2 separate regions of the Homo sapiens genome follow, and region 2 is linked to region 1. Evidence: chromatin contacts called from ENCODE Hi-C or POLR2A ChIA-PET data. All regions are on one chromosome and are shown on one strand. Each heading gives the region's core, a stretch centred on a gene start or an enhancer-like site at or near the end of the contact. The rest is flanking DNA. Distances are from core to core; before and after follow the strand shown.

Region 1 (4,386 bases), core at 1,334-3,833:
TATAGGGAAATGAAATTTAGGCTTAACCAGGCACAATAGGTCAATTAATCTCTGATTACATAACCAAAAGTTTCACCTGTACAGAATGTGAAAATAGGTGATTCAAAAATTTAAGCTGCTGGAACTCTAAATTATCTTGAGGTTTAAAGGAATGCCATTCTGGGGTTGAGACACCTCACAGGCAGCGGTAACAGAGCCAGCCAGGGAACCTTCCATTCCCTGATTACAGATTAGCTTTCTTTCTTACCTATATTGTTTTGTAAAATATTTTAAATGACAAGCAAGTCAGGAAAGACCCCTTCCCTCTTAAGGATTGATTTCATTATAGACTAACTTCCCTCTTACTTTTCTTACACAAAGACTTCATGGCCATCACATCTTCTGAAGCTGGAAATGTTAAATTCACTTTTTTAAATAAGAAAAGAAATGAAAACCGGCCGCGCGCGGTGGCTCACGCCTGTAATCCCAGCACTTTGGAAGGCCGAGGTGGGTGGATCACGAGGTCAGGAGATCGAGACCATCCTGGCTAACACGGTGAAACCCCGTCTCTACTAAAAAATACAAAAAAATTAGCCGGGCGCGGTGGCGGGCGCCTGTAGTCCCAGCTACTTGGGAGGCTGAGGCAGGACAATGGCGTGAACCCGGGAGGCGGAGCTTGCAGTGAGCAGAGATCGCGCCACTGCACTCCAGCCTGGGTGACAGAGTGAGACTCCGTCTCAAAAAAAAAAAAAAAAAAAAAAAGAAAAGAAAAGAAATTAAAACCCCTTGCAAAGAAAATTTTAAAGTCCTGGGCCGGGCGCGGTGGCTCACGCCTGTAATCTGATACAGGAGAATCGCTTGAACCGGGGAGGCGGAGGTTGCAGTGAGCCGAGATTGCGCCATTGCACTCCAGTCTCGGCAACAAGAGCGAAACTCCGTCTCAAACAAACAAACAAAAAAACCTGTAACTAAATTGTATAATTAATTTAGTTGTACTAATTAGTTGTATTAAATTAATTGTACAATTAATTTAGTTGTACTAATTGTTGCGATAATTAAATTTCTTTGTTTTTTGCCTATATAAGAAGGAGCTTAACTTTTTTTTTTTGAGACAGTCTCATTCTTTCACCATGGCTGGAGTGCAGTGGGGCATTCCACTGTAATCCCAGCACTTTGGGAGGCCGAGGAGGGTGGATCACGAGGTCAGGAGTTCGAGACCAGCCTGGCCAATATCATGAAACCCCGTCTCTACTAAAAATACAAAAATTGGCCGGGCGCAGTGGCTCACGCCTGTAATCCCAGTACCTTGGGAGGCCGAAGTGGGCGGATCACAAAGTCAGGAGGAGTTCAAGACCAGCCTGGCCAATATGGTGAAACCCGTTTCTACTAAAAATACAAAAATTAGCCGGGCGTGGTGGCTGGCGCCTGTAGTCCCAGCTACTCGGGAGGCTGAGGCAAGAGAATCGCTTGAACCCGGGAGGCGGAGGTTGCAGTGAGCCGAGATGGCGCCACAGCACTTCAGCCTGGGGCGACGGAGCGAGACTCCGTCTCAAAAATATAAAAATCTGGTAAAATAAAAACAGGTCTTTTGGGGAAGGGGGCGGGGACTGGGATGGAATAACGTGGCAGATAACAGCCCTCCTTCCTACAGCCTCCAAATTTTAGACAAAGCTTTACACACTCTCAACCAACTGCCACCTACAGAATCCCTCCACCACCTGTGCCTTCTAACCCCGCTTCCATGTGTCCCGCCTTTCGGCCAAAGGAACTTACACCTTCCCGGCACTGATTCATCATTTTCCTGCAATTCCTGTCTCCCTGAAATGAATAAAACCAAACTGTCAGGAGCTGCCTCGGGATTGCTTACTCCAGACTTCGCGGGGTTGTGTTTCCCTCAGCCGAGGTCTCTCCTATTCGGCTCAGAATAAACTTATTCTACACGATTTGGGTTTTTCCGTTACCAAACCACAAGCCAGGACTGGGAGTTTCTCATTCATTAATCGCTGTTTGCTAAAATAAACTCTCATTTTTTAACAGTGCCTCAGTTTAATTTTTAACTGGAAAAAAAAAGGAACTGGGGACCCCACAGCCCACAGCTCCTCCCACACGAACCCCACACCCGAGGCAGGATCCCCCATGACCCTTCCATGGTCACCGCACAATCTGGGGAGACGCGGGGCTGCGGGCGCGGAGCTGCTCAGAGAGGGAGCCGGGGCCGGGGCCGCAGTCGCCGCGCAGGGACCGGACAGGACGCCCGGGGTCCCGGCTGCCGGCCCAGCTCCACCCAGCGGCCGAGGGGACCGAGGGCCGAGCTGCGCTAGGGGGACTGTGTCTGGAGCCCAGAGTCGCTGCAGGGGGGCCCGGGCCCCGCCACAGCGGGTTCCTCTCGGTTCCACCCAGTCCCTCCTTTCGCCTTGGGACTCCCCAGCACCGCATGCTCACCATTTCCTGGCTTCCAGGTATTCTGGCGTCCTCTCTAAAGGTCCCGTGAACAGTGCAGGTCACAGCGCAGTCGACAGAGCAACAGCAGCTACGGCGGAAGTAACTGGTCCCTCTCGGAGCAAGAAAGCCCCAGACCTTAACTAGCGCGAGCAGCCCTAGGAGTGAAGAGAGCGGGAATGCAACCTCCCCTTCCCTGGAGGACAGTGGCAGGGCCCCGCCCTAGCGCCCCTGATTGGATAGGGGTCTAGACTCCGCCCCCTTCCCTGAGTGACAGCAGAAGCCCCGGGTAACTGGGCGCTGCAGAGCCGAAGCGACTGGTTCTGGCCACACTTTCCAAGGTCAGCTCCCTCCCTCCCTCCCACCTTTACTTCGAATATTTGCCTTCGGCCAAACTTGCTCCGAACTGCTAGAAGGGACACTGTTGTCTTCCTCACTCCGTGGGCCGTCCCTGCCCCTTCATCCTACACGGGACACAAGTGTGCAGGGAATTCCAGATTCAGTGTCCACAAAATGTGAAAGACATTAAAATATTTTGCCCCAAGATATTGCCCTGCCAAAATATATTTCTTTGACAGTTTTGAAATGGCTGCTGCTTGGCCAGCAAACAAAAGGTGGCCTTGCAAAACTGTCTTTTGAGGGGGAAATTTACATTTGTAGAGAATCTCCGTTAATGAAGCACTGCCAGCTCCCCCGTTCTTTTCCTTTCCCTGATCTAAAAGCTATTGAGAGTTTGACACCTTTAAAATCTGAAGAGAGGTAGCACATGGTGACTCATGTCTATAATCCCACCACATTGGCAAACTGAGGCGGAAGGATCCCTTGAAGCAAGGAGTTTGAGGCCAACATCATCAACACAGCGAGATCCCTGTCTTTCTTTCTTTTTTTTTTTTTTTTTTAGACAGTCTCGATCTGTCGCCCAGGCTGGAGCACAGTGGCACGAGATCTTGGCTCACTGCAACCTCCGCCTCCCAGGTTCAAGCGATTCTCCTGCCCCAGCCTCCCAAATAGCTGGGATTACAGACATGCGCCACCACGCCCCGCTAATTTTGTATTTTTAGTAGAGACGGGGTTTCTCCATGTTGGTCAGGCTGGTCTCGAACTCACGACCTCAGGTGATCCGCCCGCCTCGGCCTCCTAAAGTGCTGGGATTACAGGCGTGAGCCACCTCGCCCGCCGATCCCTGTCTTTATTATTTAAAATTTTTTTAAATGGCCGGGCGCTGGCCGGGCGCAGTGGCTCACGCCTGTAATCCCAGCACTTTGGGAGACCGAGGTGGGCGGATCACGAGGTCAGGAGATCGAGACCATCCTGGCTAATACGGTGAAACCCCGTCTCTACTAAAAATACAAAAAAAAAATTAGCCGGGCGTGGTGGTGGGCGCCTGTAGTCCCAGCTACTCGGGAGGCTGAGGCAGGAGAATGGCGAGAACACGGGAGGTGGAGCTTGTAGTGAGCAGAGATCGCACCACTGTACTCCAGCCTGGGCCACAGAGCAAGACTGTGTCTCAAAAAAACAAAACAAAACAAAACAAAAAACCAGTGGCCGGGCGCAGTGAGACCAGGTCTCTACCAAAAAGATAAGTAAATAGATTAGGGCCAGGCATGGTGGCTCATGCCTGTAATCCCAGCACTTTGGGAGGCCGAGGTGGGTGGATCACTTGAGGTCAGGAGTTTGAGACCAGCCTGGCCAACTTGACGAAATCCCATCTCTACCAAAAATATAAAAATGAGCTGGGTTTGGTGGCACACACCTGTGATCCCAGCTATTCGGGGGGCTGAAGCAGGACAATTGCTTGAACCCAGAAGACGGAGGTTGTAGTGAGCAGAGATTGCACCATTACACTCGAGCCTAGGTGACAGAGTGAGACCTTGTCTCATAAAAAGGAAAAAAGTCTATTCTCTGGGGGAGACATCATCTACGTAACAGTCCACCTCTAGCCAAGCCTCTTCCTTTCTCAGTCTACTA
Region 2 (4,177 bases), core at 369-2,868, 390 kb after region 1:
CACACCTTCCATCTCAGGCTGTCCCCTGGGAGGAGTGACCCAGGGGATGATATTCACTAGACCCTCCAAGAGACTTGGCAGCTGTGGACATCCATTTTTTTTGAGACAGGGTCGGCCTCTGTTGCCTAGGCTGGGATGCAGAGGCACGATCATAGCTCACTGCAACTTCAAACTCCTGGGCTCCAGCCATCATCCCACCTCAGCCTCAGGAGTAGCTGCGACTACAGGTGCCAGCTACCAAGCCCAGCTAATTTTATTATTATCATTTACACTAGAGACAAAGTCTTGCCATGTTGCCCAGGCTGGTCTGGAACTACTGGGATCAAGCAATACCTCTGCCTTAGCCTCCCAAGGTGCTGGAATTACAGGAATGACCCACCGTGTTCAGGAACCCAAAACAATTCTTTCAAGAAAAAGCCATACATTGCTAGCTGAAAACAAGATGACAAACTAGTGAAATATCGCCTGGGGCCAAACAGTTCATACTGTTGCTGTGAATTAAGGACAGAAGGTTAGCCTGGGGAAGTCTCTGGAAACCAAGAGATTTGCTGCCAGCCCTAGGAAGAGTCAGGATGAGAGAACACAGTGGTGGATTTGAGACCCTGCTGCCCACGTCTTTGGAAGACTCAGAGGGGAAACGGTCGCCCTTGGAAAGGAAGAAAGGACTGAGGACCACGGAAACCACAGCTCCTCCCACACACAAACCCCACACACGAGTCTGGATTCCACCTGGTGACTCGTCGTCACCGTGCAGCCTCCTCACCGGGTTCACAGGAACTGCGAGCCAGGCTGGAGGCGAGATTGCAGTTAGATATTAAACAGGTGCCCTCAGCCCCGCTGCCTCAAGGGGCCGCCTCCCTGAGAGTCAGGTCACAGCAGACGCTGACCGCCGGCTTCCCCATTGTGCCTGGGGATAAGATCTCCGAGTGCTGCTCAAGAGTCGCCGGAGTTCTCAGATCCTGAATCCCAGCAGAAAGGCTGGCGCCAACCAGGTTGAAGACCCCACGAGGGAGCCCTCTCAGCAGAATGCGGTTTCTTCACCTCCTGTCCCAGGATTCACCCCTCACTTCCCCACCAACCAAGGACGCTACACCCAGCCGCCCCCGTCCAGACCCCAAATCCCTCAGGGAGGCGGATCTGGGGTGTCCTCCCCTCTCCTCCTGTTAAACCGTTTCTGCTGCAGCCCTCGGCGTCTCGGTGCAGTGAGTCGGGCCGCGAACCTGTGTTGGTTACAGCCGCACAATCTGGGGAGACCCGGGGCTGCGGGCTCGGAGCTGCCCAGAGAGGGCGCCGGGGCCGCAGTCGCCGCGCAGGAACGGGACAGGACGCCCGGGGTCCCGGCTGCATGCCCAGCCCCACCCTGCGGCCGAGGGCCGACCTACGCCAGGGGGACCCGGGTCCGTAGATCCCGAAGTCGCCCTTGGGGAGGCCCGGGTCCAGCCACAGCCGATTACGGCCGGTTCCACCTAACCCCTCCCCCGCCTCGGGACGCCGGCCCAGCACACGCACCATTTCCCGACTTCCGCGGTGTCCCAGGTCCTACCGACAGCTCCCGCTGCCAATGCGTGTTCCAGCCAGACAAAGGCTGCCTCAGAACTTCCAGGTCGTCTCTCAGCTACAGAACCCAGAGCCGAGCGCAGGTGGGTGGAGCAGACGCCGCGGGCTTTTTCAACCACACACACTTCTCTGGGCAGTGCCTGATTGACAGTTCCCACGAACCCGCCCCACGCCCCTGATTGGATAGGGCGTCAGGTCCCGCCCCCTGAGGGCTGATTGACAGAAGAAGCGATCTTGCACAGCTGAGTGGAGCCGGATGAGCAAGTTCCTGACACAGCCCTTGGCAGGGGGGGCTTCCTCCCTGCTCTTTGATCTGAATCCTCCCGGGTTATATTTGCACTTAAGCGGAATTTCCTGCCCGTACTCAATAGGACCTCCTGCTTCTTCCTCCTGGACACGGACTGACAAACTAATTATATCTTTTTTTTTTTTTTTCCTCGAGAGGGAGTCTTGCTCTGTCGCCCAGGCTAGAGTGCAATGGTGCGAGGCTCACTGCAACCTTCGCCTCCTGGGTGGGTTCAAGCAATTCTCCTGCCTCAGCCTCCCGAGTAGCTAGGATTACAGGCACGCGCCACCACCCGGCTAATTTTTGTATTTTTCAGTAGAGGCTGGGTTTCACCATGTTGGCCAGGCTGGTCTCAAACTCGTGACCTCGTGATCCGCCTACCTTGGCCTCCCAAAGTTCTGGGATTAGAGGCGTGAGCAACTGCGCCTGGCTCCAATTATGCTCTTTTTCAATGAAATTTTTCAAGATTTTTCAATGTACAATTAAATTATTTTTTACTATAGTCACTCTGTTGTGCTAGCAAATACTAGGTCTTATTCATTCTTTGTAACTATTTTTTATACCTATTAACCATCCCCACTTCCCCCATAACTACTCCTCGCTACTACTTTTCGCAGCCTCTGGTAACCATCCTTCTACACATTTTTGGTTGTTTGAGATGGGGTCTTGCTCTGTTACCTAGGCTGGAGTGCAGTGGGGCCATCATGGCTCACTGCAACCTCTACCTCCTAAGCTCAAGCAATCCTCCCACCTCAGCCTCTCAAGTAGCTTCAGATTGTTCACTGTTGGCATATAAAAATGTTATTGATTTTTGTGTGTTGATATTGTATACTGCAACTTTACTGAATTTATTTCTCAGTTCTAATACTTTTTTGGTGGAGTCTTTAGGTATTTCCAGATATAAGATCATATTATATGCAAACAAGGATAATTTGACTTCTTCCTTCCCAATATGGATGCCCTTTATTTCTTTTTTTTTCTTTTTTTTTTTTTTGTCTTATTGCTCTAGCTGGGACTTCAAGTACTGTGTTGAACAACAGTGGTAAAAGTGGGCATTCTTATTGTGTTCCAGATCTTACAGGAAGGGCTTTCAGTTTTTCCCCATTCATTATCATGCTAGCTGTGGGTCTGCCATATATAGCTTTTATTATGTTAAGGTATGCTCCTTCTTTACCCACTTTTTTTTAGGGTTTTTATCATGAAGGGATGTTAAATATTATCAAAAGCTTTTTCAGTGCACATTGAAATGATTATATGGTGTTTGCCCTTTATTCTGTTGAAATGATACATCACATTGATTGATTTGCATATATTGAACCATCCTTGCATCCCAGGGATAAAGCCCACTTGGTCATGATGAATGATCTTTTTGGTGTATTGTTAAATTCAGTTTGCTAGTATTGAGTTGAGGATTTTTGCATCAATATTCATCAGTGACACTGGCCTATAGTTTTCTTTTTCTGACATGTCTTTGTCTGGTTTTGGTGTCAAAGTAATATTGGCTTTGTAAAATAAATTTGGAAGTATTGCCTTCTCCTCTGTTTTTTGGAATAGTTTGAGTAAGATTGGTATTAGTTCTTTTTTAAATGTTGGTAGAATTCAGCAGTGGAGCCACTGGGTTCTGGGGTTTTCTTTGCTAGGAGACTTTTTATTATGGCTTTGATCTCATTATTTGTTATTGGTCTGTTCAGGTTTTTTATTTCTTCATGGTTCAATGTTGCTATGTTCTATCTGCCTAGGAATTTATCAGTTTCTTCTAGGTTTTCCAGTTTATTGGCATATAGTTGTTCTTAGTTGCATTAATGATCCTTTGAATTTCTGCAGTATCAACTGTAATGTCTCCTTTTTCACCTCTAATTGTATTTATTTGGGCCTGGTTTTTTCTTAGTCTACCTCAAGGTTTGTCAATTTTGTTTGTCTTTTCAAAAAACCAACTTTTTGTTTCATTGTTCTTTTCTATTGTTTCTTCATTTCAAATTCATTTATTTCTACTGATTTTTATTATTTCTTTTCTTCTACTGATTTTGGGTTTGGTTTGCTCTTGCTTTTCTAATTCTTTAAGATGCATTCTTAGGTTGTTTATTTGAAGGTTTTCTTCTTCTTCTTTTTTTTTTTTTGAGATGAGTTTCACTTCACTCTTGCAGCCTAGGCTGGAGTGCAATGGCGCAATCTCAGCTCACTGCCACCTCTGCCTTCTGGGTTCAAGCAGTTCTCCTGCCTCAGCCTCCCAAGTAGCTGGGATTACAGGCACCGACCACCATGTCATTTTTTGTATTTTTAGTAGATACAGGGTTTCACCATGTTGGCCAGGCTGGTCTCGAACTCCTAACCTCA

Evidence for each region. A loop is a pair of places that touch in the nucleus more often than their neighbours do. ChIA-PET counts read pairs that join two places held with the same protein, here RNA polymerase II (POLR2A). Pooled maps may share reads with other maps.
Region 2: a loop to region 1 is called in a pooled map, with 4 times the contacts of the local background. The contact joins the promoter of ZNF443 here to the promoter of ZNF878 in region 1. A Hi-C loop is called at or near these places in 1 of 168 maps with a recorded cell type or tissue (PC-9), 1 of 37 single-sample maps with no recorded cell type and 7 of 50 pooled maps. POLR2A ChIA-PET finds 5 or more read pairs at or near these places in 1 of 52 experiments (WTC11).

The regions. Positions count from the first base shown.
Region 1 is chr19:12,050,378-12,054,763 of GRCh38, forward strand. ZNF878 (zinc finger protein 878) reads right to left here and starts at 2,584. Exons shown (of 4, transcript NM_001080404.3): 1 at 2,422-2,584. The coding sequence starts at 2,424. RefSeq lists a silencer at 2,180-2,229 and an enhancer at 2,418-2,923.
Region 2 is chr19:12,439,403-12,443,579 of GRCh38, forward strand. ZNF443 (zinc finger protein 443) reads right to left here and starts at 1,619. Exons shown (of 4, transcript NM_005815.5): 1 at 1,510-1,619. The coding sequence starts at 1,512. RefSeq lists a silencer at 1,298-1,387 and an enhancer at 1,798-2,067.